5 separate regions of the Homo sapiens genome follow, and regions 1, 2, 3 and 5 are each linked to region 4. A link is a loop called in an ENCODE intact Hi-C map of the cell type or tissue named here. Cell type or tissue: endothelial cell of umbilical vein. All regions are shown on one strand. Each heading gives the region's core, and the rest is flanking DNA. Links, peaks and the distances in the headings are about the cores only.

Region 1 (6,070 bases), core at 574-5,573, 270 kb after region 4:
CCCGAGTAGCTGGGACTACAGGCGCCCACCACCACGCCTGGCTAATTTTTTGTATTTTTAGTAGAGACGGGGTTTCACCATGTTGGCAGAATGGTCTCTATCTCCTGACCTCGTGACCCACCCACCTCGGCCTCCCAAAATGCTGGGATTACAGGAGTGAGCCACCATGCCCGGCCTCACCGGCTGTTTCTTAACCTTCCTGTGTCTCCGGCACCCCAAAGATAAAGTGGGGAAATGATCCCCCAGAACAAAGCCTCACAAGCAGTACACGCTCAATAAACGCCAGCAGTGGTGGTCGTGCGATGGAGCTCGGCAGTTTTTAAAGAAAGCCACAGAAATGGACCAAACCCAGAGCACGGTCAACAGGGGCTGAAGCCCCCTGAGCTATTCAGAGAGGGGTGAAGTGGGCCGCAAGCTTTTAAATCCTACGGAAGAGAATAAAAACATCAGGAGGAATGATAAGCCCTTCTAATGCTCCCTGTGCAAATTCATGTTTAATTTGAGGAGAAATATCAACATTTTTTCATTTCCCTGATCATGCTTTAATTAAATCTCTAGCCCACTGTTTAAAATAAAGCCATTATGGATAGTGATCAAGAATTTCATCACTCCCTACTGAACTATAAAATCAATCACTTAACTTTTTATTATATAACCTCTGAAAAGTGAAACAGTTTGAGGTTACAGGATTTGAAGTGCTCTGATTTTCGCCAAAAGAAGTCCGTCAAATGTGCTTCTGAGAAACTCATGTTCTGCTTCATTTCCATATTTTTTCCATGGCAGCATCAATAAGTTACAGGGCGTCACTTTGCCCCCTAACCACCAACAGAAAGCCTCAACTGAAAGGAGGCCGAGGCCATCAGCCCATGGCAGGAACGTGAGGCTCTCGTGTCATTTCACCTAAGAAAGGATCAGTGACACCTGAGCCTGGGATCTGCCACTGGAATTTTCAAAAGTCAAGTGTGGGGCTGGGCTGCAGGAGCCCATTAGTCCCTCACCACCACACCAACCCTGCAAGGCCGGCAGACTCCAGTACACTCAAAAAACTGAATAACTTTGTTTAATGTTGCCTAGAAATAAGGAAAAATAACAAATACTTGTAAAAGTTACACTTGAAAGATCTCCACTCCAACTTATGTTCAATGTACTTAGCAAAAAGGTCAAAGCTCCGGAATTTGCTGGATAAATAAATGTTGGTGAGGCGGATGAATCACTGGAGAATTGGTGCATGGCGGCGAATGAATAACCTGCAAATGCCTCCCAAACCCCATTATTTCCCCTTTTCCAAGAGCCCAAGATTCATGTCCCCGCATGCCGCCAGTTCATTACCGAGAAATATCATCCCTCTTCCGGCTCGCGCCGGGCAGCGCACACGGCCCCCTGAGGACCCTTTAATGTTTAATTCCCCATCATCTGCTCCACTGAACAGCTTAATCTCTGCTTGTATGATCAATACTATATCAGTGTAAATTAAAATGACAATTTTAAAGTAATTAAGCCTGTTAATGCTCGATTCAAATGTCATTATTTGCACAAGGGATTGAGGAGAAATTACATCGTGTCCGGGGTGACAGGAAGCTGTCTGGGCCTCTTCAGCCCCGCTGTGCAGGGCCACTGGAGGCTTCAGCAAAGCAGATTAACTTCTGCCTCGCCCTGCCAGCATGCCTATCCAATTTCTAAAGAGGATAACGCAATTTGATAAATTTAATTCCAGCTACAAACTCAATTATTGTGATAATAGATGAAAACTGGGAGGAGCCTCTGCACAAGGCCCACAGTTTTAAAAACACACTTAACTCCAGAACGAGCTTCAACAGTAATGGCTTGATTTGATTTGTTCTCTCTCTTTTGAAGCCCCTTTAAATAATTATGATGGTTGGAAGAACAGCCGACATTTATTAAACAGCCGAGCTCCAACCAAAAGGGGCTGCGGCTTAGACAATCCAGGTCATACTGGAAACGTCTGCTGTCCTGAGCTTGTACAGCAGCATTTATTAGACAAGCACATCATTACATTATTGGATCTCATAAATAGATATATAAAACTCAGCCAGCCTCAGATGAAACCTCCCTCTTGCTCAACACTGGCGGGTCTGCCCCAGCTTGGAAAGCGGCATCCAGCAGGACCCTGCCATTTTTTTGTCCCAGGTGGCAGAGGGGGTTGGGGGTGAGAGGAATTAATGAAAATAACTTTTTTAAAAACCACCTTTACCCTCCTATGATTCCCAGCACACTCAGTACACATTATGACTCAAGTTATCTCCAACGAGCTCTCAATGCACAGATATCTTTCTCTACCCGAGTCCACTTACGGATGAGGTGGGTGGGTAGCCTGCCGAGAAGGTCTGCACAGCACACGCTGGGGGCCGCTTTAAGGGGACAGCTGCAATTGCTGGACTTCATCCATTAGGTCAGCAATAAAAATTGACAACCAAACATTAATTTCAAGATGAAGAGCACAGTGTAACAATTTCCGTTTGAAAGATGTTTCGGCTCGGTGTGGGCCATCCTTCAGGGTTTTCCCAGACAATTCCAGATGCTGCTGCACTCCAGAAGGAAAGAGAGCCCCACTGCAAAGTCGGCAGCCTCGGGATGGTGCGCCACGGGGCCAGCGGTTTTGGGTGATCCGACAGGGGTTTTTTTGTGGCTGTTTTCAAACCCAGTGATGTATACTTTAATACTTTAACTGTCTAAATTCCACCTTTTCCATACAGGAGGGAGCTGTACAGCTGGTGTCTCTTCACTGCATGCTTGAAAGGCCCTTATCCGTTACCTCCCTACTGCCTACGATGACTTCACAGTTCCTCAAGTTTCCCCCAGCCAGCAGAAATCAGATTTAAAACCAGTGAAAACATGGAATAATGTGTTCAAATGGCTCTCCCTTTCTGTCGGTTTAAACATAAATATCCCTGACTATGAATTACTCCCCCAAGTTCCTAGATGAATCATAGTGAGGAAGTAATGATGCATTATAACAGTCACGACATGGGAGGAAGCGCTGAGTAAAGGCCAGGCACACAGTGACTCAGTTTTAAGGCAAACCTGGTAAAGGACTAATGTGGTTATATCATTCTTCTCTTTTTTTTTTTTTTTTGAGACAGGATCTTGCTCTGTTGCCCAGGCTGCAGTGCAGTGGTGTGATCTTGGCTCACTGCTACCTCCACCTCCCAGGCTCACACGATCCTCCAGCCTCAGCCTCCCAAGTAGCTGCGACTACAGGTGCACGCCATTGCAGCTGGCTAATTTTTGTATTTTCAGTAGAGATGGGGTTTCCCCATGTTGGCCAGGCTGGTCTTGAACTCCTAAGCTCAAGCAATTCACCTGCCTCAGCCTCCCAGAGTGCTGGGATTACTCCTAAGCTCAAGCAATTCACCTGCCTCAGCCTCCCAGAGTGCTGGGATTACTCCTAAGCTCAAGCAATTCATCTGCCTCAGCCTCCCAGAGTGCTGGGATTACTCCTAAACTCAAGCAATTCACCTGCCTCAGCCTCCCAGAGTGCTGGGATTACTCCTAAGCTCAAGCAATTCACCTGCCTCAGCCTCCCAGAGTGCTGGGATTACTCCTAAGCTCAAGCAATTCACCTGCCTCAGCCTCCCAGAGTGCTGGGATTACTCCTAAGCTCAAGCAATTCACCTGCCTCAGCCTCCCAGAGTGCTGGGATTACAGGTGTGAAGCACTACACCCAGCCCATTCTTCCCTTTTAACCAAGGAAGAAATTACACAATGAAACAAATACCCCGAATCTTAATATCACTTTTCCTTTGTCATAATTAACAATTAGCGACACAGAATCGAGGGGAAAAACACAGGATCCGTTTACTCCTAGGAAGGGCGTTTCTGTGAATCTAAGAGGGGGCTTTCCTGTGTTCTCAAGGCCACGGGTCAGCCAGTGGCCGCTGCGGGGTGCGCTGTCTGGGAGACACTCTCGGGATGGAAGTGAAGTGCTCCGTCTGTCCCCCTTCTTTGGAAACACAGGTGTGTCTGCAAAGGCGAGGGAAGGCCTCAGGTGGGCATGATCTCTGAAGCTCCAGCTTCGTTTCCTTCAGTCTGGGGGTGCCCTCATGCACAACAGGGCTTGGCCTTGAGGGACCTGCCCTGCACAGGCGGGGCGCTGCCAGGCCACGACTTCAGGAAAGTTCTGGGCAGGCAGGGGCAGCCCCTGACTGCTCAACGCCTCAGTTGCAACGGGAAAACCTGAGCCACCCCAACAAGCCTACATCGGGGACTCCGATACTTAAGACAGCAGGATGCATCTCTACGTGCACAGGTGGGATGCACTAAACGCTGCCCTGACAGGGATGTGTGGCCAGGATGGGAGCCACTTTCTCCCAGGAAAACATCGTGCTTGTCACCTTCCTTGGGACAGAAGGATGGGTGGTTTTCAAAGAGCACATAGCAGTTCTAACAGGTGCCAAGCCAAATGGCAAGGTGCACTCATGAAAATCACCCACACTTCTGTGCTCAGCTCTGGGCTGCTGCTGATGGGGAGCTGTGGGCCCCAGCAGACGTGGCTGTGAGAGAGCGCACTCAGAGGCCCAGCCACCCCCACACAGCGGTGTGCCACACCCCAACTCATCACACAAACGCACAGGGCAACAGGCGAGGTCTGTGTAGACACCCATCTGCTCAGGAACACACTGAAAAACACGATGTTCCCTTTGGGACATCAGGTAGTGAAGCCTCAAGAGCAGGTCAGGTGCCCTCCAGGCACACAGCAGGGTCCTGGGCAGGCTGTGACATAAAAGCTCACATTCATTCTGTGGATTAAGCCTAGAAATGTACACACGGCTCACAGCATCTGAAGCCAAACCTGGACGGGCTTTGGAGAAAATATTTGTTCATTCAGTTTCCTTCGGTCTCCTTCAAAATCATAAAAACCCATCTCCAGGGAGGCTGTGGTTGGGTGAGCACAGCTGAGGGACCCGCAAGAATTTGCACAGGAAAGAAAGCCAGGCAGAGCAAGGAGCAGCTCACGGGGCTCCGGAAGTGAAACATCACCTGAGGCCAAATGAACAGAACAACAAGCTAAACTGTGAATCAACCATGGCTATTTCTTTATGTTCACTGCTTCAGTGATTTTCTGTCAAAAAATGCTAACAAGCATGAAAGTCCTTAAGAGCTTTACAATTTTTCAGTTCGTTCACCAATACCTTTCGCGCGGCGTGTTTGTTTCCTGGGCTGCGTGTGACACGGCACTCGATCACGCCTGTCGGCCGCCTGATGGATCGGCTGCCCACGAGGCACCTTGGCCCAGCCTTTGCCACAGAGCCTGTTACGGATTTCCCACCCGGCGACAGGGGGAGAGGAATGATGTGAGCGCGGCCCTGCCCAGCTCACGGCTCAGAAGAGGAGCGAGATGACTTCACCCCTAGGGGCGAATCTGCTCACAGAGCACCAGGGACCCTCCCCAAAAGGCAAGGAAAGCGCAATGACCCAAAGTCATGCAGACGGCTGCCACAGGCACAGACTCCACTGCAAACCAACCCCAGCCAGAAGCTAGAAGTGGCACCTGCCGGCTCAGAGTGCAGAGAAAGTACAGGTGAACGTCGACCAAAATCACTCATTGAGTGGGAATAATGTTACATTCAAAATCAACAAAGCCTTACTTAACCTTAAAAATGTCTTTTTGGCAGGGCACAGTGGTTCGCACCTGTAATCCCAGCACTTTGAGAGGCCAAGGCAAGAGGATCACTTGAGGCCAGGAGTTGGAGACCTGACTGGGCAACACGGTGACACCCAGTCTCTATAAACAGTTTTTTTTTAGCCAGGCGTGGTGATGCACACCTGTATCCTCAGCTACTTGGGAGGCTGAGGCCACAGGATCACTTGAGCTCAGGAGTTCAAGGCTGCAGTAAGCCACGATTGCACTACTGCACTCCAGCCTGGGCAACAGAGTGACATCCTGTGTCAAAATAAAATAAGATTTAACGAGAAGAAAGTCTTTTCAATTTTATATAACATACGCATATGTGTATATAAAATGGAAAATTACTCACACTCTGCCGTTATGTCCTGCGGCGTGCCGAGTTGCCTGAGTTGTGAGACACACAGTGGTGTGCACAGTCCGTTC
Region 2 (5,951 bases), core at 542-5,541, 200 kb before region 4:
GTGGTCTGCCCTTTCTCTCTAGCTGCCTTTAACATTCTTTCTTTCATACTGACATTGGAAAATCTGACGATTATGTCAGACATTTTGGGGATGATCTTTTTGTGTAGAATCTTGCAGGGGTTCTCCGTAGTTCCTGAATTTGACTGTTGGCCTCTTTAGCAAGGTGGGGGAAGTTTTCATGAACGAGACCCTGAAATATGTTTTCCAAGTTGTTTGCTTTCTCCCCTTCCCTTTCAGGATGCCAGTGATTCATAGGTTTGGCCTCTTTACATAATTCCATACTTCTTGGAGGTTTTTTAATTCTTTTTTCTTTATTTTTGTCTGATTTCAGAGAACCAGTCTTCAAGTTCTGAGATTCTTACCTCAGTTTGGTTGATTCTGCAGTTAATACTTGTGATTGCATTGTGAAATTCTTTTTTTAAGAATTTTTTTTGAGAAGGATTCTCACTCTGTCACCCAGGCTGGAGTGCAGTGTCATGATCTCAGCTCACTGCAACCTCAACCTCCTGGGTTCAAGCAATTCTGCTGCCTCAGCCTCCAGAGTAGCTGGGATTACAGTTACTTGCCACCATGCCCGGCTAGGTTTTGTATTTTTAGTAGATACGGGGTTTCACCATGTTGGCCAGGCTGGTCTCGAACTCCTGACCTCAGGTGATCCACCCGTCTCGGCCTCCCAAAGTGCTGGGATTACAGGCGTGAGCCACCGTGCACGGCCTGAAATTCCTGTATTGTGTTTACTCAGCTATGCTGGGATTACAGGAGTGAGCCACCGCACCTGACCTGAAATTCTTGTATTGTGGTGACTCGTCTCTGCTGGGATTACAGGAGTGAGCCACCGCGCCCGGCCTAAAATTCTTGTATTGTGGTGACTCAGCTCTGTCAGATCCATGAGGTTGTTTTTCACGCCAGCTATTTCGTCCTTCAGCTCCTGTATCATTTTATTGTGATTCTTATTTTCCTTGAGTTGGGTTTTGCTGTCCTCCTGAATCTCAACGACCTTTGCTCCTAGCTGTATTCTGAATTCTATTTCTGTCACTCCAGGCAGTTCATCAGCCTGGTTAAGAACTCTTCTTGGAGAGCTGGTGTGGCTGTTTGGAGGACACACAGCACTCTGGCCAGTTGAGTTACTGGACTTCTTGCATTGGTTCTTACAAGCAGGTTTTTAAAAGCAAAAAAGGGGACAAGGGGCCGGTCTCTGTTGAGCCGCAGACGCAGGACTCTGTTCCGCAGGATGGGGTTTGTTAAAGTTGTGCAGGATAAGGCCGACTTTAAGAGATACCAAGTGAAATTTAGAAGATGATGAGAGGGTAAAACTGATTGCTATGCTCGGAAACGCTTGGCGATTCAGTATAAAAACAAATACAACACACCCAAATACAGGATGATAGTTGGTGTAACAAACAGAGATATCATTTGTCAGATCGCTTATGCCCAGATAGAGGGGGTATGATAGTCTGCACAGCGTATGCACATGACCTGCCAAAATACAGTGTGAAGGTCGGCCTGATAAATTATGCCACAGCGTATTGTCCTGGCTGCTGCTGGCCTGCAGGTTTCTCAATAGGTCTGGCCTGGACAAGATCTAAGAAGGCGAAGTGGAGGTGACTGGTGATGAATAGAATGTGGAAAGCATTGCTGGTCGGCCAGGTGCCTTCACCTGCTATATGGATGCAGGCCTTGCCAGAACTACCACTGGCAATAAAGCTTTTGGCGCCCTGAATGGAGCTGTGGATGGAGGCTGGTCTATCCCTCACAGTACCAAACAATTTCCTGGTTATGATTCTGAAAACAAGGAATTTAATGCAGAAGTACACGGAAGGGCATCATGGGCCAGAATGTTGCAGATTACATGTGCTACTTAATGCAAGAAGATGAAGATGCTTACAAGAAACAGTTCTCTCAATACATAAAGAACAGCGTAACTCCAGACATGGTGGGGTGTAGGGACCAGCCCCACAGGGTCGGTGGGTTTTTCTCCCCGTGTGCGGAGACGAGAGATTGTAGAAATAAAGACACGAGACAAAGAGATAAAAGAAAAGACAGCGGGCCCGGGGGACCACTACCACCAAGACGCAGAGACCGGTAGTGGCCCCAAATGCCTGGCTGCGCTGTTATTTATTGGATACAAAGCAAAAGGGGCAGGGTAAAGAGTGTGAGTCATCTCCAGTGATTGATAAGGTCATGTGAGTCACGTGTCCACCAGACATGGGGCCCTTCCCTGTTAGGTAGCCGAGGCGGGGAGTGAGAGGACAGCTTATGTCATTATTTCTTCTATGTTCTTTTCAGAAAGATCAAAGACTTTAATACTTTCACTAATTTTGCTACTGCTATCTAGAGGGCGGAGCCAGGTGTACGGGATGGAACATGAGAGCGGACCAGGAGCGTGACCGCTGCACTGACGCTTCCGCTAGACCACAGTCTGCTCGGCGACGGGTGTCTTCCCAGATGCTGGCATCACCGCTAGACCAAGGAGCCCTCTGGTGGCCCTGTCCGGGCATGACAGAAGGCTCACGCACTTGCCTTGTAGTCACTTGTCACTCACCATGTCCCTTCAGCTCCTATCTCTGTATGGCCTGGTTTTTCCTACGTTATGATTGTAGAGCGAGGATTATTATAATATTGGAATAAAGAGTAATTGCTACAAACTGATGATGAATGATATTCATATATAATCATATCTATGATCTAGATCTAGCATAACTCTTGTTGTTTTATATATTTTGTTACACTGGATCAGCTCGTGCCCTCCGTCTCTTGCCTCGGCACCTGGCTGGCTTGCCGCCCACAGTGGGGGAGAGAGATAAGAAAGCTCATGCTGCTCTACAAGAGAATCCAGGCTATGAGAAGAAGCCCAAGAAAGAAGTTCGAAAGAAGAGGCAAAACCGTCCCAAAATGGCCTTTGCTCAGAAGAAAGTTCGGGTAGCTCAAAGAAGGCAAGCTTCCTTGGAGCTCAGGAGCTGCTGAGAGCTCAACCGAACAATTACCTATGAGGATTTTTCAGATCAAGACAATAAACCTACAGACAGAAAAAAAAAAAAAAGACGAGGTGTGACCCACACCAGCTGTTTGTCAGGAGTCCCCACTGTCTACAGGGCGGCCGTTGACTGGTGATTAGCTCAGCTGTTTGTCAGGAGTCCCCTCTGTCTACAGGGTGGCTGTTGACTGGTGATTAGCTCAGCTGTTTGTCAGGAGTCTCCTCTGTCTACAGGGCCGCCATTGACTCACCAGTCAACGGCTGTTGAACTCTGGGGTCTGAGTGACGGCCTGGCGTGGGGCATGTCAGGCTCATTTATTGCTACTTGGTGTCGGTCGGTCTCTAAGGCAGGGAGGGCGGCCGCTCTTATTCCAGGGCCTCTCTGGGCTGATAACTTAAAGGGACCCACATTCCTCAGATAAAAGCTGCTTTCTCATCTGCATCTTTTATAATATCCTTTAGAATAAACGGGTAAATGTACATAAGCACTTCCCTGAGTTCTGCGAGCCGTCCTGGCAAATTAATCGAACCCAAGGAGGGGATCATGGGAACCCCACTTTGCAGCCAGTCAGAAAGGAGCATCCGGGTGGGCCAGACCTGTGATCGGGACCTGCAGTGCGGGTGGCTTGTGGGACAGCTTCCCCTCGTGGGGCCGGACACCATCGCCGGGTAGATGGTGTAGAGGCTGAACGGAATTATAGGACACTCAGCTGGTGTCCCTGGAGACACACATGTCCGGCCACAGAAGTGTTCTGTGGTGTCGAGTGAGTGCAGAGAAGAAAACAGCTTGTTGTTCCTCTTGCTCTCTTCATGGAAGAAGATTCCATAAAGGGCCTTACCAGGTGACCGGGGAGGTGGCCGTCAGGCTGTGAGGCGAAGGGTGACGTGAAGGTGGGGGCGTGTCTGAAGGGCAGGGCCAGGCGAGACCTTCCTGGCCCTTAGACTAAGCCATTATAAACAACTTTGTCTTTAAAACAAAATTCCAGAATAAACTCAAACTGAATCCGAATGAGATGCGTCTTGTTCATCGGCCATGCCGTTTGCAAACGCGTAAACAGCAAAACTGATCTTATACTGTAGTTTTCTGTAAATAAAATTCAAAAAGCCCATCACCTTTCCTGGATGAATGGTCATTTCTTGGAAAATAACGGAACGCTCCTTTTCATTCAATTAAATAGGATATGTTTCTCAGAAAAAGATGAAAAGACCTGAGAAGCAGGTACGTACTTAATGCACTCACGTTTTCTCTTCTGTCTGTTGGCTGGCGCGCCGATCACAGGGAAGGGGCCGTGCTCAGCACCCGGACACTCCGGCCCCGCCCCCAGGGCAGCAGCAGAAACCAGGGACTGCTCGGTGTGTGCCTCCTCGGGTGCAGGTCCCGGCCTGCACGGGGTGTCTGTGGAGGCAGGACTTTCCGGGAGCAGGGTGCGCGGTCCAGGGCAGAACAGGGCCACGGGGCTCCGGGATGCTGCGTAGTGCCGTGGGCCCTCGGGGCGATGGTGGCCGCTCAGTGAGGCTGAGGCCTGGGGGGTGTCGGGCCCCCGGATCCCAGCACCGGTGAGGGTGTCCCAGCCTCTAGGACGTCCTCCAGTCCCACATTTCCTCTGTGCCTCAATGGCTTCTCCAAAAACCAGCTCAGAGCAGGAGGCCTCCTCCTGGCTGATGCCCAGATGCCATCTGCAGAGCAGGGTCAGGGTCCCGGAGCCCACTGATGCCCTGACGTGCTTATGAGAACTGGAGGGGACCCTTCATGGGGCCCAATGCTCACAGGTCCCAGCTCCACCCCTACCCAGTGTGGGGATTTGAGCCCCGTCCTCATCTGAACACTGCAGAGGGGCCGAAACACACGTGAGAGAACCCGGGAGGCCCCAGCCCAGACCCAGCCCAGGTCACCGGGCCCCCTGTACATTCCCTTAGAGCCCGGCTGGGATGCTCCCAGGGCTCAGCCCCTGCGGGTGGCTCCTGGGCCTGGGAAGGGGACGGTACAGGACTGTGCGTGTCCTTGTTGCTCGCCGACCACAGGTGCCGTCTCCCGACCTAATTCCCCCTGGGTCCTGGGCCTCACTGGGTGCTCTTGGCCACGGGCCCTTCCCTGGCAGCCTTGCTTTTGTACTCACAGTGGAGGCTGCTTGCCTCGCCCCTGCCACACCTCCCACAGGGGCTGCCGTCCTTCCCTGATGCTGTGGCCTGACGGGGCAGGAGGCTGGGGTCCCTGGTGCTCTCCAGGAGCTCCAGCTGTGGACACTGTGATATTTCACCCCTCCTTCCAGGAGGGCCGCAGGCTGAGGCCGAGACACGCGGTTTCCCTTGAGGCATTCCAAGCTGTGGCCTGGCCTCCGCTGGCTCCCAGAGGCCCCCGGGGGAGGCACAAATGCCGCTGATGTCAGAGGGCAGCGTCACGGATCTGGCCCCAGAAGTTTCTGTGTGGGGCCTGCCTGCCCTTCTCCCCTGTGACCTGGGGAGGCCCCAGCCTTGCAGGGGAGGGTCACTGCCCCTGCACGGCGCTAAGGCGGGAGGCATGTGGAAGGAGAGGGACGGTGGCTTAGAGACCCTGCGTGTGAATGGCGTGGAGCCCACCGTGGTTCCCGAGGCCCCTGGGTCAGCACCTCCAGAGCAGGACTGAGGCCCCGGACACACAAGAGAGTCACAAGGTTCTTATTTCTGCTTCCCGTGGATGACCATCCTGCCCATGAAATCCAGCCGAGCCTGAGGCTGCTCCCAGTACATCCAGGAGGCTGACACGATGCAGCTGGGCCCTCTCCGCCAGCCCTGCCCTCTGCTCTGAAGGCTGATGCTACTCAGCCAGGCCCAGGCACCTGGCCCCTCCCCAACATCAGCCTGCTTCTTGCTGGGTGTGTGTGAAATCGATTTTAAGCCTTCAGGAGGTGTAAGTGACGCACAGTGAGCTAGAGTGCAGCCCCACAGGCTGGGGCCCGCGGCTACACCGTGAGGCCATCGCTAGCCTCCTGCAGTGCCA
Region 3 (6,070 bases), core at 344-5,343, 390 kb before region 4:
TGACCGCGGGTCCCTTGCTCCTGTTCCCGTGGTGCCTACCCACACCTGGAACCCACAGCGGAGCCTGGCCACTGCAGGGCGAGAAAGACTGGTCACTGCTGGCTCTGGCAGTTAATTGGACATCCTCGCGCTGCTGTCACAAATTACAAGCAGGTGGCTTAAAATAACAAATTCTTTCACAGTTCTGGAGTCAAGAAGTCCAAAATGAAGGTGTTCACGGGGCCATGCTCCCTCCAAAGCCTCTAGGGGAGCTTTTTCCTTGCTTCCTCCAGCTTCTGGTGGCCCAAGCAATCCTTGGGTTTCAGCTGCATCGTTCCAATCTCTGCTCCGTCTACACATAACACTCTCCTATGTCTAATTTCCCTGTTTTAATAACGATACCAGTTTTGGGTCAAGGCCCACGCTGATTCAGGACGAGTTTATTTTAGCTTGATTACATCTGCAAAGACCCTATTTTCAAATAAGATCCCATTCAAAGGCACCCCTCACTCAGATCCTAGGACTTGGATGTATTTTTGAGGGAACATCATTCAACCCACAATGCACCCTCATCATTTGTGGGTTGCAACTGTCTTCTCCCAGTCTTGGTTTCTGCTTCCATTTTTTGAAGGCTGTTTTGATAAGCAGAAGTTCATAGTTTTAATGAAGTCATTTTATCAATATTTCCTTTTATGGTTAGTACCTATTGTCCTAATGAAGAAACATTTCCCTCCCTGAGACCAGAAAAATCTTCTTCTGTATTATCTTTGAGATGCTTTATTGTTTTGCTTTTCCAGTTTAGGTTTATCCACCTGGAGTAGACTTCTCTGTGTAATGTGAGGTAGGGATCAGGCTCATTGCTCTTGATGTGGACAGCGGTTTACTGAGAGGCAGCCATGCTGCAAATCAGGGTCTGTGTGTGCAAAGTGTGTCACGTGGGACTTTTTCCACCACGCAGTAGCCCCACACCTCTCCATTTCCAATGCTGTGCAACAAGCTAGACCCTGGCAGATGAGACCTCCTCCATGTTCTTTTTTTTTTTTTTCCCAGACGGAGTTTTGCTCTTGTTGCCCAGGCTGGAGTGTGGTAGTGCAATCTCAGCTCGCTGCAACCTCTGCCTCCCAGGTTCAAGGGATTCTCCTGCCTCAGCCTCCCGAGATTCTGGGATTATAGGCGTGTACCACCATGCCCGGCTAGTTTTTGTATTTTTAGTCGAGACAGGGTTTCACCATGTTGGCCAGGCTGGTCTCAAACTCCTGATCTTGTGATCCACCCACTTCTGCCTCCCAAAGTGTTGGGACTACAGGCGTGAGCCACTGTGCCTGGCAATCCATGTTCTTTTCCAAGATACTTGATGTGTTCCTGCCCCTCTGCCTTCCATATAAAATGACAGTGCTTGTCAAGTTCATTTTAAAAACCCTGTTGGGATTTTGCTTAAGATTTACTGCATCTACAGATTGGGGGGTGGGTAATTTGTTTAAACATAGAAACTCCCAAAATCCATAGCCACAGCCTTCCCCATTTACTTGGGGAATTTAGCTTTTCTTGGTCTCTGTCGACAGTGTTTCCTGGATTCCATGTGAAGGCCCTGCCCTGTCCCTGCTCCTCAGCTCTTTTTACACCTATTCCTGAGGATTTGATAGTTTTGATATTATTTAAATTGAGTACTTCAATAAATTATTTATTTATTTATTTTTGCCACTGACATATAGGAATGTAACTGATTTCTGAATACCTTAAATCCAACAACCTTGCCAAACTCACTTTTTGATCCTTATGATTTGTCTATATATTCTTTTGGGGTTTCTAAACACAGACACTGTTTCATGGGTGAATCAATCAGAGTTTTACTTTTTCTTGTCTGGCACTGGAGCTCTTTCTTTGTCCTGCCCTACAGCATTGGCTGAGACCTCCAGCACCATAACTTGTAGAACCGCAGATCGAGGCACTTTCAGGATTCACATTCAGTGAGGTTTGCTGTGGGGATTTAGTGGTTCACTGTTACCGGGTTACAGCACTCGCCTCCTGCCTTAATGCACTAATGGGTCCGAGGAATAGTAAATGAGCCCTGAGTCTTACCCAGAGTTACTTCTGCTCCTCTAGCAATTGATCAGATAACGCTTTTTCATTATTCTGTTAATATGGTGAAAAATATGATTGCTTGTCAAATGTTAAGCCAAACTTCATTTCCAGAATACACCCAAACTGTCATGATATGTTACCTTGTTGTATTCGCTGGATTCACGCTGCTTGAGCTTTGGGGCCTCGCAGTGGTGTGTACGTGTGGCGGGGGCTGGCCTGTGAGCTCCTCTCCGCTGCTGTCCTTGCTGGGTTAGGGACTGAGGCTACGTTGGCCTCAGGAGCTGGTGAGTGCTCCCTTGTCTTTCTGGAAGAGTTTTGTGGACGTGCATTACTTTCCCTGTAAATGGTTGGTAGAATGCTGTGGTGATGCTGTCTGCGCCTGGAGTTCTTTGTGAGAGAAGGTTGTAATGACAGATTCCTTTTTTTTTTTTTTTTGAGACGGAGTCTCTCTCTGTCACCCAGGCTGGAGTGCGGTGGCGCGATCTCGGCTCACTGCAAGCTCCGCCTCCCAGGTTCACGCCATTCTCCTGCCTCAGCCTCCCAAGTAGCTGGGACTACAGGCGCCCGCCACCGCGCCCGGCTAATTTTTTGTATTTTTTAGTAGAGACGGGGTTTCACCGTGTTAGCCAGAATGGTCTCGATCTCCTGACCTCGTGACCCGCCCGCCTCGGCCTCCCAAAGTGCTGGGATTACAGGCGTGAGCCACCGCGCCCTGCCTTTTTTTTTTTTTTTTTTTTTTTTTGGCAGAGTTTCGTTCTGTCACCTAGGCTGGAGTGCAGTGGCGTGATCTCGGCTCATTGCAACCTCCGCCTCCCGGGTTCAAGCGATTCTCCCGCCTCAGCCTCCCGAGTGGCTGGGACCACAGGCGCCGCCATAGCACCGGGCCACAGGTTCCGTGTCTACTGCACACAGGACCTTTCTTTTCTCCTTTGATTGATTGAATACATTTTCTTTTTCTGCTTTTTCCATCCATCAGCTCGGAGGTCATCCGCTGCATTCCTTTTCTCTAGAAGGTCCGCCTGAAGGCGAAGCCGGGCACCCTCGGCTTCTCTGGGTTAGTGGGGCCCGCCCTCTCCCAGCCCCGCGGGGCCCTGCTGTGGCTTTCAGCTCCGCAGGAGACCCGCTCTCCGCGGCCTTTAGCGCCAGGCTCGCAGCTGGGCTGACTCGCGGGTGCCCTCTTGTGGCCGCTCTTTCTCACTTCGTGCGTCTCTGGCAGAGAGCCGCCAGACAGAATGAGGACTGACTTCAGGATAAGCACGTCCCATACCGCGTATTGCGTGGGATGCTCTTATATTAAAAATGAGCTCGTTGCTTATTTGAAATTCAAATTTAGCTGGGTCTCCAGCATTTTTATGTGCTGAGTCTGGCACCCAGCTCTCCATACTGATGTCCGGGATTGTCGGCTTTAGGAGGTTGTCTAGAGTCAGGCGCGGTGGTTCATTCCTGTAATTCCAGCACTGTAGGAGGCCTAGGCAAGCAGATCGCTTGAGACCAGCCTGGGCAACCTGACGAAACCCCGTCTCTACACAAATTTTAAAAATTAGCCAGGCGTGGTGGGGCGCACTGTGGTCCCAGGTACTCGGGAGGCTGAGATGGTAGGACTGCTGAAGCTCAGGAGGCAAAGGCTGCAGTAAGCCAAGAACACACCACTGCACTCCCACCTGGGCCACAAAACAAGATCCTGTCTCAAAAAAAAAAAAGAAGAAGAAGAAGAAGGAGAATAAGAAAGAGGAGGTTGTCTAGAGCAGCCACCAGTGGAAGAAGAAGAAAAAAGAGGAGGTTGTCTAGAGCAGCTGCCGTTGGAAGTCTCCCCCTGCTTCGTGGACAGTCACTGGTTGGGGCGCTGTACCCTGCAGTGCTGTGGGGTCCAGAGGGGCTGTGGGGGTCAAGAAGGTACAGCACCCAGCATCTCGCTGGATTTGACCGGTTTGTCCAAGGAGGCTGGCCTGACCACTTACAGCCTGTCCCTGGCTCTGGTGTGAGGAGCATTAGGCCCAGCTCAGGGTCCTCTGGCTTCAGAGCCAGCTGGCGTGGGCATCCAGGGGGCAGCCTGTGGGCAGTGACTCTGTCTGTCTTTGGACAGGACAAGGACTGCCATCCACCATGGTGAAGCTGGGCTGCAGCTTCTCTGGGAAGCCAGGTAAAGACCCTGGGGACCAGGATGGGGCTGCCATGGACAGTGTGCCTCTGATCAGCCCCTTGGACATCAGCCAGCTCCAGCCGCCACTCCCTGACCAGGTGAGGGCCTGGGCCAGCGTGGGGGCCCTTCTCAGGCTCCCCTGGGAACAAAGGGGTGTGGGGTGAGGTTTGTCTAGATATGGCCTCTTCCCAGGTGCAGTAGAGCAAACAGATGAAGGGCCATGGGGGCCAAAGCCCCAGCTGGCCATGGGCACTCTGTGTGACCTCCTGGTCAGCTCCCCCATATGCCAGAGCTGGGCAAACTGGCTGATGGGTAACCGAGAATTCACGCACTGACTCCTAGACAGCACCCCGCCCACGTGCTGTCCATAGGGCACTCAGCAGGCAACGCTTCCCACCCTTCCCCTCGGGGCATGGCCCTGTCCTGGGTTTAGCCTGAGATCTGGGGGTCCTTGGGCAAGTGACCACTGGGGTTGCTTATAGCAGAAACTGGGGAGAAGCAAAGAGCTCAGCTTGAGCCCAGCCCAGTTTGACCCCCCAGGGAGTCATGCAGCATGAAGGGCACCCCGAGTTGTCCCTGCTGGAGGTGGGGGCAGCATCTATGCTGGGGACCCGGGGCAGGAGGACCACCCCTGCTGGCCAAGGGCAATTCTCCAGCACCCTGAGTTGAAGGCAGCAGGCAGAGTGAGGGGCTCTGTCAGCAGCCCAGCCAGGCCCAGAGCTGCCATGCGCCCAGCAGACAGACTTTCAGCGTCCACCTTCCCTTGGCCTCACTTTGTGGCTGCTGGAGCCCTGCCATCCACCAGACAGTCCTGGGAGATGGGTCAGCGTCAACACCACTGCCACGAAGCTGACGCTGGCTCCCTCCCCTCTCAGTTCAGGGCTCTCTTGGGTCCCTGCCAGCTGCCTACTGAGGCCATGGCCATCTCTTTTCACAGGTGGTCATCAAGACACAGACAGAATACCAGCTGTCCTCCCCAGACCAGCAGAATTTCCCTGACCTGGAGGGCCAGAGGCTGAACTGCAGCCACCCAGAGGAAGGGCGCAGGGTAACCACACCCACCCCACCCACTGTGGGGACTCAGGACAGGAGGAGAAGGTGGAAGGCAGCTGGGGGTGCCTGGGTTCCGTCCAGGCCAGTCTGGGGTCCCCTTGCTCTCAGGGAGGAGAGGGTGGCAGTGAGTCATCCCGCCCAGAGCTGGCCCCACCGGCTGCCCTGCACCCACCAGGCCCCCTCCCGAGGCTGCAGGTGCAGACTGACCAAACAGTGGCGCTCCTGAGATGTTTTTCTTTCTGGGAAGTGCCCGCGAGTGCTGCTTGCTTGTTTGCCCAGTGGGTCATTGTCTCATCTTCAGTGACTTACGGGCTTTCTATGTAATACTTCCTTTCTGCAGTATATCTGGCAAATATCTTCTCTCATCCTCTTGTTTAAATCTGTCAATGTTACTAATGATAGCTTTAGTCATTTTTAGTGGACTGTTTCCAAAGCCTTCCATTCTCCAGTAGACAGATCTGCTAGGGCTCCCCGCCCCTGGCCTCACGTTCCAGTCTGCAGCTCATGTTACCACACATGCACCCACTGTGGGCAGTCACCTGGGAGGCCTGGTGAGTGCAGCCTCCGACTCCCCTGAGGCTGCGGCCCCATCCCCTGGGAGCCCACACCGCAGGAAAACTGCAAATTCCTGCAAGACCCACCTGGGTCAAAGGCCACATCACTTTACCTGGTGGCAGATGTTTCCAGAACCCCAGTGGAGGGGCCACCAGCAAGGCCTGGCCCCGAGGGGTGACGCCTGCACACTTGACCCTCGGAAAAGTTGGAAAAGCCACTGGCTGCCCAGGGCGGGGGTGGGGCATCAAGACTGGAGGGCGG
Region 4 (5,961 bases), core at 1-5,000:
AGCTGGCCCGCGCCGAGAGCCAGCAAGGTGACCCCAGGCCCGCCACGACCCCCGCCCCGGGGAGGCCCCGGGACCCGCCACGACCCCCGCCCCGGGGAGGCCCCGGACCCTCTCATCCCAGCCCGCCCAATGGGTGATCCCTCGAGGGCCACAGCCGGAGCCCCCACCTCCCGATCGTCTGACCAGAGCAAACGTACAGGAAGGCGCCCACACCGCTGCTCCCTGGCGGCGACAGGTTCTGACGGTGGCTGTGGCCCGGGGGCCCAAGGCGGCTGCCTGGGGCCTTCGGGATGGCGTTGCCCGGCTCACTTCTCCCAGCCCAGTGACCAAACCTTCCTCAACCACCCGTTTGGGACAGATGCTGCGTCCTTGAAGAAGGCCTACGAGTTGATCAAATCGGCCAACCTAGGGAAATCGGAGTTTGACCCCTCAGAGAGCTTCAGCCCAGACCTGTTTGTTCTGTGTGCAGAGCAGGCCCTGAAGGTAACTAGTTCCCGGGATCCTCGGTCAGGGCAGCTTTGACAGGGAGAGGGAGGGCCTCTGGGTGTGCAGCGGATGCAGAGTGGGGCTGGGGAGAGGCAGCTCCTGGCCGGGCAGTCAAGGGGCCAGGATGGAGGATGGGGCTGGAAACAGGCTCCACCTGTGCTGGGGGCCTGTTCTGAAAGCGGGCCCGTGGTGCTTCTGGGCAGGGAGGCCACCCCTCCGGGTCTGTGATCTTCTGTGGTGGTGTTCTCTTGCAGATGAGGCAGCCAGAGGTGAGCGAGGACTGCATCCAAATGTACTTCAAGGTGAAGGCGCCCATCACCCAGTTTCTGGGCCGAGCGCACCTGTGCAGGGCCCAGATGTGTGCCCCGAAGTCGGCAGAAAACCTGGTGAGAGGCGTCCTGTGCCCCTTATCCCCAACAGTTCAATTTTCACCCCATCTCCAGAGCAATGCCAGGCTAGACCAGGCTTAAAATCGTTCTTAGGGTAGTAGAGTGAAGGAATTCCTTTCCAGAGTGACACGAAACTTGCACCATTTCCTGTCCATGCTTTTTGCTCAAGTGGTGATATCTGACACACAGGACCCCTGGACCTTTGCCTCGTAGCAGCGTGGTCTCTGTGGCATCTGCGCCTGCAGCTGCCCCGAGTGGGCACAGGGGAGCTGGGGTGGGGCGGGCGTGCTGGAGCACAGGCACTGCGGTTTCTGCTGCCTCGCTGTGTCTGCGGGACGGGAACCCGGGTGCAGGTCCAGGACCTCGCCACGACACTCAGGCTGTGTCTGCCACACCGTCACCTGTGGATACACAGGTGACACACAGGGGGTACCAGGCCAACCGTGAGGGAGCCGTGGCATCCGCAGATGGGGCAGTGAGCAGGGGTCAGTATTTCGGTCTAATTGTGCTTCTTTATGTTGCCTTAGGAGGAATTTGAAAATTGCGTGACTGAGTACATGAAGGCCATAAACTTTGCCAAAGGAGAACCGAGGTAGGCAAAATTGAAGTGGCCGTTTCTCACTGACTGGGTGAAAGACTTCAGAGCCAGAACTTATCAAGTGGGTGTATTTATTTGAACTGTGGGGTTTCCCCTCGTTTGTGGTCTGTGATTTTCATGCACGTGTGATCACTCCCTCATCTCGTCAGCGTGTGGACAGGCCACATTCATGCCGAATTCCGAGTAACAGCCTCTTTTGCACTCGGCGGTTTTCGTGATTTTAGATGGCTGTGAAGAGTCTGTTTTCTGCCGGGCGTGGTGGCACATGCCTGTAATCCCAACTGCTGGGGAGGCTGAGGCAGGAGAATCACTTGAACTCGGGAGGCGGAGGTTGCAGTGAGCCCAGATCACGCCACTGCACTCCAGCCTGGATGACAGCGAGACTCTGTATCAATAAAAAAAAAAAAAGAGTCTGTTTTCTCCAGGGCCTCCCCGGGCGCACCCCCAGGGCGCCTTCTCCTTCCCCACGGTTCCTTCTTCGGCCCAGCGTGCCTTTGCTGCTCCCTAGCGGACAACTTGGCCAAGGCCGCTGTCCCTGCGGAGGCGACTCCAGCACTTTCTACAAAATCAGTGCTTTCTGCACAAAAACAAATATCATGCTTCAAACTGTTAAGCTTGCACAAAACTGATTCATATCCTATTCAAATCAGTTTTGTGCAAGCTTGACAGTTTCAAGCATATTTGCTTGAACATATATCACATATTCAAATAGGATACAATGTTTGGAGGATATTTAAATAGAAGCTGTGGGTTCCCTGGTCTGTTCTACCCACATCGGCCTGCTTGTCTGCTGGTGGCCTTCTCTGGTCACACCCTGTTGCAAGTGCTGGGGATGTAGGGCCCAGCCCCACAGATCCTCTCTGCATGGGGACAGGGACGGGGAGGCCCCACCTCAAGCCACAGATTCTAAAGACAAGGGGTATTTCCAAGGGTGCTGTGACGCGGGAGTGGTGGGTACCATGGGAAGGAGGCTGCTCTGCTCCAGGGCCCTCAGGGGCACTGTGGACGGGTCAGGGGGTGACAGAGCCTTGCCAGAGGTCAGGACCATCTTTGGGAAGGGTCCAGGTTGTGTGGAGAGAGAGGGCAGCGCTGGCTTGTCCAGGGCAGTGTCAGTGGGACAGGAGACTGTGAGCCCAACCACGGGCATGTGGAGGCCACAGTGGGAATTTGGGGAGAGCCACTTACAGGGAGGAGACGGGTTCCTTTCGAGACGCAGCACTCAGGGAGACGCAGCACTCAGGGAGACGCAGCAGGCCGCTGGAGTCCCATGATGACCCCTCTGACTCAAGCAGGCGTGACCGTCTGGTCAGGACACCCCGCACCTCCGCTCCTCTCCTGAAAACCTGGAAACAGGATGAGTCCTGTCCTAGGGTCACGTGGTGGCTCTGAGTAAACTCAGAGGAGTGGGCTTGCCACAGCCACCCTGGTGTCCTCCTCCCACCTGGGCATTGAGCAGTGCTGGTCCACCTGGTGGCCGGCCCAGGACCACAAGGCACACAGGCCCTACATGGCAGAGCTGGCCTGCCCCACTGTGGAGTGGCCCTAGAGTGAGAAGGGCAGATGGGCCCGGATTCCCTTACTTCAGTCCCTGCAATGCTCCCTGCTGCCCAGGGAGAGGCCCAGACCCCTGAGAGGGGTCTCTGCTCACTCTTCCAGCCCACCCTCCTCCACTTCACACTCTATGCTGGCAGACGGGAACTTTGTTTCCCAAAGGTTCCTCCCTTCTCCTCCATCTTCCTGACCTTCTTTTCCTCTACTACTGTCTTGGCTGCCTCCTGACATCTTTCAGGTCACAGCAGGCATGTAACCTCCTCCAGGAAGCCTTCCTTGATTCCCTCTGTCCTTGCCCATTCTTGTCTATCCCTTGAGAGTCAGAGGAGGCCTTGCCCAGTGGTGTATTTTCATGGGAGGGGGCCGATCAGTTTGTGGAATAATTGATGAAGAAGGCCCTGGTCTGGACTCGGGAGCCTGTGGCCGGGTCATCACAGCCGGGCCTGCGCTGGAGCCATGGCACGTCGGACGCAGGGTCGCCCAAGGCTGTCCCAGGGAAGGGCTCTGCATCCTGGTGCTCCTGCAGGCTGGGCCAAAGCTTCTCAGGTGGGGCTGCTGCCATCTGCTGGAGAGGACCTGAGGCCCCTCCTGGGAGGGGCTCCGGAGACACAGCGGCCCCTTGGTTCTGCAGCTTGGGCCGGCTGGGCTTTGAGCGTGCTCTCTGCTTCCTCTGCTCGCGCCGCAGGTACTACTTTTTGGTGTACAATGCATCAGTCCTCTACTGGCAGATGGTGAGGCCGTTCCTCAAGCCTGGATATCGTCACCATCTGATCCCCAGCCTTTCCCAAATCATAAACGTGCTGAGTCAGACTGAGGAGGAAGACAAGGAGTGGCGTGCTGAGCTGATGCTGTGAGTTGAGCTCGCCGTGCCCTCTGTGGCCTCCCGGTGGGCCGCCCTCTGGCTCTGAGGCCACCACCCCTTCTCCGGGGGGGGGACGGGAGTTCCACATCACTGGGGCACACTCCATGTGCGTTCTCTCCCACAGTCACAAGTTTCTGTGTGTCTTGTCCGAAGGTCGTTTCCAAAATCTGTAGATGACATTTGCCGTGCCCTGGTTATGAGGTTATGACAACAGAACAAGATACTGTGTTTAGACTCCCAGCAAAGCAGATATGATCCTGCCCCACGCAGCCTGGCTCACGGTTTTACAATCTTAGTTCTTAAAATGGTAACGCAGTAGACGTTTTAACAGCGTAAAACTAAGCAGAGTCAGCACATGCGGAGCCCAGGCAGCCCTGCGAGGAAGTTGGGGCAGCACAGGGCAGGCCGGCCTTGCTGGGTCTCAGCCCTGAGGGGTCACCGCACAGGCTGTCACCAATGCTTCGGTCACTGTGCCGGGCGGCGGAAAGGAAACGGGTCCGAGCCTCTCTGTGTCTGCGGCACTCTCTGTGCAGGCTGGGGACGGGTGGATGTCCCCATTGAGGATTCCAGCTGTGCCAACTCCAGAGCAGCTCCCCTCGGCACCAAGCCCACAGCCTGCAGGTGTTGGTTACTTGCCATATGGCCGTTTGGGGAACCTTTGAAGAATATCAATACAGATCTTTCATTTCAAAATGCCCCGGTGCTAGCGGTAACGAGCTGTCTGGCACCTGCTGGCCCTTCCTGGTGAGCCACACAGCCTGGTTCTGGCTGAAGAAGCTGACCCCAGGGTAGCTTTTAAACTTTGTGAAACACAAAATATGTAATGGTTTAATAACCTGGTTATTAGATAGGAGAAAACAGTTTCAACCAGGTTGACCAGTGGTGTGTTTCTATTATCCAGGGAACTTCTGGAGTGTTATCTGCAAGCCGGAAGAAAGGAGGAGGCTGCCAGGTTCTGCTCCACGGCAGCTCCGTTCATTAAGTCTCACGTGCCACAGAAATACCGGCAGATATTCTCTGTTATGGTAAATCAGCGTATTAGAAATAGAGACGTAAGAAGTAATTTTCTTAAAAGTCATTGTTCAGAAAACTGCGTAGAAATTACATAAGTTTGCTGAGAGATATAAAAATCTATATGCATACATACATGAACAAAATTACATAAGCATATTAAAAAGAAATAGCAGTTCATCCAATGCAAAGATGTATAGAACTGTGACATTTAGAAAACAAAACAGGGTCTTTTGCCTTTATCGTCGCTCTTTAAATATTTCCTTTGTAATAGCTTTGAATTTTTTTAAAGTTAATAGAAAATTCACAAAGATACAAGTAATTACTACAAGAATATGTACCAAAAGCATTCATTCATCAGCAGTCCATTTTGACATATGGGGAATCAGCTTAAGTTGTATCTGAAAAGCTAGATACAAAATTAATGAGAAAATAAAATCTAGACACAAAATCTGAACCTCTACCGAATTGTTTGAATCCAGATTAATAATCTGCTCCATTTTATGACAGGTTCGTCATGAATTAATGGACGAACTTCAGTTAAAGGAAGAAAAGAAAAATTCCATTAGCCTGTCAGTCACTTTCTATATTAATATGCTAAAGGCGTAAGTCGTTTTGGGAGGGAGAGCAAATACTGAGTTTCACAAGTGCTGGGCTTGGGAGAGCTCTGTCCCCTCCATGGGGGGAGGTCCTGTGTCCAGGGGCCTGTGAGTCTGGAGTTGCAGTGAGTGGGGCTGGAGAATAGGAGCCTGGGAGACCTCAGGGTGTGGGGATCCGAAGGCCACCCCAATTCCTGGCCCTGCCTCCCTCCCAGCACAGAGGAGAGGCCAGTGAGGCCACAGAAGGGAGAGGGCGGCTTTAAGCCAAGTGCAGAAAGAGCCTGTAGGAGGAGATCATGGTGTGTTTGGATGCCGAGGGGAGTGAGGAGATCATGGTGTGTTTGGATGCCAAGGGGAGTGAGGAGATCACAGTGTATTTGGGGGCAGAGGGGAGTGAGGAGATCACAGTGTATTTGGGGGCTGAGGGGAGTGAGGAGATCACAGTGTATTTGGGGGCCGAGGGGA
Region 5 (6,070 bases), core at 347-5,346, 290 kb after region 4:
CATCCGTAAACTCCATCAATTTTCCATAAATTCTCCCTAAAGTCTTATTTAGGAGAACGAGAGTGGAAGGGGGAGCTCACAGAGGAGGAGGAGGGAAAGCAGAAGGGCCTCTCCCAGGAAGCAGCGGGCCTCTCATTCCTGGGCCACCGCTGGGTACTGGGGCCCCCCACCCCAAGAGCACCAGGGCCACTGCCTGGGGGCCATGCCGAGAGCCTGCCTCTTACAGACTACAGAGCTGGGGGTGGGGGCTGTGAGCTGCCGTGCACAGCACTTGCAAAGGGCATCTGTGCCCCACTTCACTCTCCACAGACCCAGCCGCGGGGGAGGCAGACCCTGCTCTGCAGGAGGCCAGAGCCCCTGGAAAAGCCTAGAAGCCACCAAGGCGCGAGCAGAGTCCACCATGGCAGTGCTTGCAGGTCACTCATGGTGCCAGCAGAGACCTGCCCTCCGAGGTGCAAAGGCAGCGCTAGCGGGTGGGAGAGGGGTAAGCCCCCGGTTGGTGACCAGCGGCCACGTGCTGTGGCCACTCTGCCCAGCAGGCCTTGCAGGCTCATAGTTCTGCTCCGAGCCCAAGAGCCTTGAGTGAGCAGGCGGCGCAGCTTAGCAAGTGCATGGGGCCATCCTGGCTGAGGCAGCCTCCTGCCTCTGGGGCTACTCCACACGGAGGTCTCCTACACAAGGAGCTCAGACTTCACTCTCTCTTCCTCAACGCCTCGGCTTGTGGCTGCCCCAGACCCAACTAGGTCATCGGACCCCAGGCTCAGGCCTGCCCAAGTCCCCACACAGCCCTGTCGCTGCTGTCTGCCCAGAGACTCCTGGCACATGGGGTCCCACGGTTCCCCACATGCACCATCTGGGCTGAGTGCCCAGGCCTGTGGAGCCCTGCTGCATAGGGAAGGGTGCACACGCCTCCGGGCCACCTGAGCAGCTGTGGAAGGGTCTGCACCGCCCTGGGCCCCTCCAAACTGTCTCCAGCTGCTGCATGTGAAAAATCCTCTCAGGAGCCCGGGGCAACCCTGCTTGGTGCCCTTCAGGACCGGCTCACCTGGCCCAGCTGGCTGGCTGCACCTCCAACCCCTCCTTCTGTCTATGTGGCCACAGAGGGGCTCAGGCAAGAGGCGAGGTGGGGCAGCCCGCACAGCCACCTCCTGTCCCCAGCCGCTCCTCCAACCCCCTCTTCTGCTGACTCCTTGACTCCAGCTGGGGTCCTGTGCAGCAGGTACCTTCCCAAGCAGGGGGGACCCTCCGAGGAGCAGGCACTCTCTGAGCAGGCACAGCTGGCGGGGGCAGGGGTGTCCCTGGAGGCAGTGTGTCCGCCAGGCCACACCTTCTCAGCCCTCTCCCGAAGCTATCTTAATTGTATCAGCAGATAAACCCTTCTGCTCCAACTTTAAGCCATTAAAAGGCATGGTTTCTTCAAACTTCTTCTGGGTGGGTGGATGAAGAGGAGAGTGGGGCTTTCCTTCTCACACCCTGACCCCACTGCCACCTTCCCTCTAGGAGTTCCTCCAGGTGGGTGGATGAAGGAGCTGCATGGAGAGAGGGTCTTTCCTCTTGCACCCTGTCCCCACTGCCAGCTTCCCTCTAGGGCTTTCAGTCCGGTCAGGACAGTCCTGGGCATGGGCCCCAGCAGTGCTCACAGCTCCCAGCAGGAAAGCTGCTGAAGCAGCCGAAGCTTTGAGAGGCCACGGTCAGTGCTGGGAGGCCTTGAAGAAGCTGCTGCAGGTGCCCACGCCAGGCCCTCCTGGCCCCACCAGTCTGCATGGGACCCATGCCCAGCCAGCCACAAGGCTTCAATGGGACTAGAGCCCAGGACACAGGCTGGGACCTACACTCAGGCGCCTGCAGCCCCACGCAGCCTCTCTGGGAGGGGCGGGTGACAAGCGAACCAGAGCCATGGATGGTAAGTCACCAAGCTGAGCTGGGAGGATGGGGTGGCCTTGGCTCCTACCAGGCCCCAAGCAAGCCTCAAGTCCCTACAGTAAATACATCTTCTGGGCTTCCCAGGTAGGCCAAATCAGCAGCAAAGCCCAGTGACAGGCCCCCCACCCCTCCCACTGCAGGGCTCCACTTCTGTGGTGAAACCAGATGCGGGTGACGTTAAACGAAAATGAATTTGCAACCTCTTCCTCACAGAACCCTCTTGGAAGCGGAGTTCAGGAAAGCCGTTACCCTGCGTCCTCTGGCCGACGTCGGCTCTCTGGGCGCTGACTGATGTGTTCTCGGAGCTCCCTGCGTGCCCGGCAGACAAGACACGGGATTTCTGTGCTGTTGGAGCTGTGGATCAATAGGCACTTGGCAGCCCGGGAAAGCCTCGCCCAGGCACTTCTTCAGTGTCGAGGCCTGTGTGGGAGGATGCACCGCGGTGGCTAAGAAATTTCTCTGGGTACCAACGTGGTACCGAGACCTCCACGGCGGGGCTAGCTCTGAGCCCTGTCTCCAGTGCTGTGGGTGGACATGTGTTCCCAGGGGTAGGGACACCAGGCTGAACCCAGGAGCAAGGGCTCTGACAAAGGCGCTTCAGGGATGAGGCACACAGACCGCCTGGCACTCAGGTGTCTTCCAGCCTGGCTCTCGCCACTTTTCCATTTTCCATGCGGGCGCAGAGCTCGGGGCTCAGCCTGGGCACCTCCTGGGGCCTTCTGCCCTGAGCCAGGCCCACCTCGCCTGGCGGAGTCGGTGCATGTCCATCCCAGACTCAGCCTCCCAAAGTGCTGGGATTACCGGCGTGAGCCACCGCGCCCAGCCTAATATCCTCATTTTTTAAGCATTAAAAGTTGCCTTCTGATCATCTCCGGTAGGAAACTCTCAGGCGCTGCGTGGGCGCCATCTCCTGGTGGCAATGGGCACCTGCAGGTCGCTCAAAGCCCCTCAGCCGCGTCCCCCCCACAGGCTCACGCGCCAGGCGCAGCTTCAGGTTCAATCGCCTTCTGGGAACAGGCCACTATTTTCTGATCCCTATTAATACCCGTGACAGCATTTATGTACAAGATAAATTCATTTCAATTTCCTTTTTCAATTAATGGCCTATTATTTGAACCAGACTCAGCTAAAAATATTGCTCCAATACCATCAATCTTGTAAAAATTAAATTTTCCTCCCTCTGACAGCCAGAGGGCACCTGGCTGGGGCAGGAGGGTGATTGTCTGGCTGGCCGCTGCTGCCCAGCTCTGCCCAGGACCCCGGGGAAGTCAGGCCCCGCCACACAGACACCCCGAGGGCCCCCAGCAAAGACCAGGCCACTGAGGCAGCCAGTGGTGGCCCAGGGGGCAGCGTTCCGAGGTCTGCCAGCCCAGTCTCAGTGACAAGACAGGGAGGACAGGCCCGCCTGGCACCAGCTTGGCATGAGCTAACTGGGCATCTGGGGCATCCTGGACCCTCCTACCTGCCAGGCAAGGCTGCCCTCCACCATCCACCTGGCCTAAAGCCTCACTCAGGGCCGTGGCTGTGGGAGAGATCAGGTCCGTGCCCAGGCAGGGAAGCCGGGGCTGGAGCCCACTGAGCTGAAGGGCGGCAGCAGAGGCACGGGAGCTCCTGCCAGGCCACAGTTCCCCGAGAGCAGGCCTGAGACCCACTCTCACTCCCAAGCCTTATCCTGTCCCATTTTCCGGAAACCCTCATCGTGAGGGTGACTGGAGGAACAGCCTCGGGGCCTCAGACACAGCACGGCTGCCTCTGGGTGGCCTGTTCAGCCGCCCTGGTGCCCCGCACCCTGGTTTCAGACATCTCAGAGACGTAATTGGGAAGCGTGTGTGCTGAAGAATGGGCTGCCAGGCCCACGTCACTGTCGGGCACTTTGAGGCACCAAGTACACAGCGGCTTCTTGAGGGGAGGGGCCCGGCCCAGCCCCTGTGCTTCCTCCCCTGAGAGGCACCTTTCCTTTGACGGGGGGCGCCGTGCTCCCCGCGCTGAAGGCTGCCGTACGATCTGCAGCGGGTGCAGACTATTTTGGCATCTCACAGATTTTGAAGGTTCTAGCTTTTCACATAATTTAAAATACCTTGTAATTCTCTTTGACTTGGGATTATTAACAAACAAGTTAATTTCCAAATATTTGAGACTTTTCCATATATCTTTTTTATTTACTTCTAATTTAATTCTTTTTGGTAAGAGAATGCGTTTGTATCCTTTCCATCTCTCAGAGGCAGGGGCAAGGTCTTTCTGGAACTAGACTCATGTGCCCTGGCGACTGTTTTGCTGGAACCACCCAGGGCCAGGGAGGAACCCTGGAAAGAAGGGAGAACAACCCCAGAGCTCGTACAGGCCTGGCACGGCCTGTGCCCGGCAGCCAGGTGCAGATGCCCAGATACGCACGCCAGGCAGAGTCTCGGGTGGACCTGAGCCCTTAAGCACAGGCCGCTCCGGACCCACCTGGAAAACCCTGAAAGCCAGGTGTGGAGGCAGCCGCAGCCCTCGGGGGCCTGAAGAAGGTAGCCAGGTGTGGAGGCAGCCGCGGCCCTCGGGAGCCTGAAGGAGGTTTTGCTGAGGCTTTCGCCCTCATGTGGAAAAACGTTTTGGTGGAAACAGAACTACAGCATGACGGCTGCCCCTCCGCCAGCCCATGTGTGCCTCGCTCTCAGGTATCCCAGCCAGGCTCGGACAGACGGAGAGGCCTGCTCTGGCCAGGGCCCAGCACGCGGGTGCCTTCTGTCGGTGGCTGCGTCCACCACTGCTCTGGCTGGAGAGCCTCAGATGCCAAGGGTGCGGGTGGCGGGCACTGCCCCTCCGCCCACCTGCACATCGGCCAGCAGGAGGGGACTGTGGGGTCCTCCTGCGGTGCAGAGCCTCCCGTCTCCACCCAGCCCTGTCGGTTTCGCGTCTAAGTGAGCTCTGATATTAGGGGCGCACGTTCACGACCGCTATGTCCTCCCAAAAAGCTGACCCCTTATCATCGTGAAATGACCGCTCTCAGCCCCGACAACACGCTCGTTCTGAGGGCACCCTGACATGCAGACAGCCACTCCTACTTTCTTCTAACGACTGTTTTACAAGGTACATCCTCCTCCGTCCCTTCACTTTTAAAATACCTGTGTCTTTATATCTAAAGGAAGCTGGAAAGAGCTGAGCGATGGTCCCCATGAGGAAGAGGTAGCTGGCGACTGGCACAGATGAGGCTCCCATGGCAGGGCAGCACGCAGAGACGGGGAGCAGAGCCCCACTCTTCCGAGGATGATGGGTGGCAAGGAAGGGCCTTCATGTAACTTGCTTTCAGCAATCGGACCTTGGCCTGCGTTGGTATGTTTATTCGGCTTGAAGCTTGTTGCAGTATTTGGATCTTTCTGTAAGTTTCATGGACTGATGAAGAAATCTGAGCCATGACATCTGTAAGCATCACCCTGTCTGCCTCCTTTCCCCGCTCCTCCTGGGGCTGCAGCCACACGTGTTAGGACACCTGGTATTTCACAGTGATTTCTATCCACTTTTCAGTCCTTCTCTCTGTTTCACTTTAATTTTGTGGCTGTCTTCAAGTTCAGTCACCTTCTCTTTTCTTCTGCAATGTCTAATTTGCTGCTCCCCCAGTGGTGTTTTTCTTTTTCATCTGAATAAGCCCCTACTTGGGAAACACATTACGTTGGGTCATGGCAGAGGAGAGTGAGAGGGTCAAGGAAGCTGCCATTTTATGGAAAGGATGGCAGAGCTGAGAGAAAGAAGCTGGTAGGGAGGAGGGACCAAGGGGGAGAGGGAGGAGGGACCAAGGGGGAGAGGGAGGAAGGCTGACAGGAGGAGCTACATCCTGAGCACAGGGGTGAGGGCCTTGGCTCTGGTGTGAGTGGGGGCCCCGTGGTCCCCGTGTGCCCCACAGAGCGTGAGGAGAGGCCGCTTGTGTGTGGGCAGCTGCTTGACAGGGCGAGGGTCGGAGACCGAACGGGGGATTCCCGGGATTGTACAGACTCCACTACTGGTGGGGACCACGCATGACAGCTGTGTGACCATCTCAGGGACAAGGACATTGATCAACTGGCACTGGATGCCCAAACAAGTGAGATGGCCCTTGAACCCAAACAGCAATGAGAGTCCCACCTGCAGGGCAGGGGGGCACTGGAGAGCGAGACCCTCAGCACTGCAGCCT

What was found. Peaks named below come from ENCODE experiments on the same cell type or tissue, not always from the same donor. Only the 100,000 strongest peaks of a DNase experiment are listed, where the experiment ranks them.
Region 1: it touches region 4 in a loop (5-fold over the local background); 2 of 110 quality-filtered maps call a loop at or near these places.
Region 2: it touches region 4 in a loop (4-fold over the local background); 3 of 110 quality-filtered maps call a loop at or near these places.
Region 3: it touches region 4 in a loop (5-fold over the local background); 5 of 110 quality-filtered maps call a loop at or near these places.
Region 5: it touches region 4 in a loop (9-fold over the local background); 2 of 110 quality-filtered maps call a loop at or near these places.

The regions. Positions count from the first base shown.
Region 1 is chr10:132,663,079-132,669,148 of GRCh38, reverse strand. The region is part of intron 4 of INPP5A (inositol polyphosphate-5-phosphatase A); the gene reads right to left. Among named protein-coding and RNA genes, the nearest start is that of NKX6-2, 120 kb to the left of the region's middle. RefSeq lists an enhancer at 2,190-3,389. In endothelial cell of umbilical vein, for the core only: no CTCF peak of the experiment used is centred there; DNase peaks (open chromatin) are centred at 1,188 and 2,928; H3K27ac peaks cover 2,961 bases.
Region 2 is chr10:133,140,585-133,146,535 of GRCh38, reverse strand. It overlaps the pseudogene RPL5P28. Among named protein-coding and RNA genes, the nearest start is that of KNDC1, 17 kb to the left of the region's middle. RefSeq lists an enhancer at 5,685-5,951. In endothelial cell of umbilical vein, for the core only: a CTCF peak has its summit at 2,498 (motif pointing left); no DNase peak of the experiment used is centred there.
Region 3 is chr10:133,327,084-133,333,153 of GRCh38, reverse strand. The region is part of intron 5 of ZNF511-PRAP1 (ZNF511-PRAP1 readthrough); the gene reads right to left. It overlaps CALY (calcyon neuron specific vesicular protein), which reads left to right. Exons shown (of 6, transcript NM_015722.4): 2 at 4,145-4,299; 3 at 5,139-5,249. The coding sequence starts at 4,165. Among named protein-coding and RNA genes, the nearest start is that of CALY, 6.8 kb to the left of the region's middle. RefSeq lists an enhancer at 2,929-3,008. In endothelial cell of umbilical vein, for the core only: a CTCF peak has its summit at 3,237 (motif pointing left); a DNase peak (open chromatin) is centred at 3,233; H3K27me3 peaks cover 1,695 bases.
Region 4 is chr10:132,936,502-132,942,462 of GRCh38, reverse strand. CFAP46 (cilia and flagella associated protein 46) reads left to right here. Exons shown (of 58, transcript NM_001200049.3): 1 at 1-27; 2 at 359-483; 3 at 741-872; 4 at 1,403-1,467; 5 at 3,710-3,874; 6 at 4,788-4,911; 7 at 5,408-5,502. Among named protein-coding and RNA genes, the nearest start is that of CFAP46, 3.1 kb to the left of the region's middle. RefSeq lists enhancers at 1-580, 3,377-4,102, 4,103-4,830. In endothelial cell of umbilical vein, for the core only: a CTCF peak has its summit at 1,983 (motif pointing left); no DNase peak of the experiment used is centred there; H3K4me3 peaks cover 328 bases.
Region 5 is chr10:132,651,659-132,657,728 of GRCh38, reverse strand. The region is part of intron 4 of INPP5A (inositol polyphosphate-5-phosphatase A); the gene reads right to left. Among named protein-coding and RNA genes, the nearest start is that of INPP5A, 120 kb to the right of the region's middle. In endothelial cell of umbilical vein, for the core only: a CTCF peak has its summit at 2,850 (motif pointing left); a DNase peak (open chromatin) is centred at 2,818.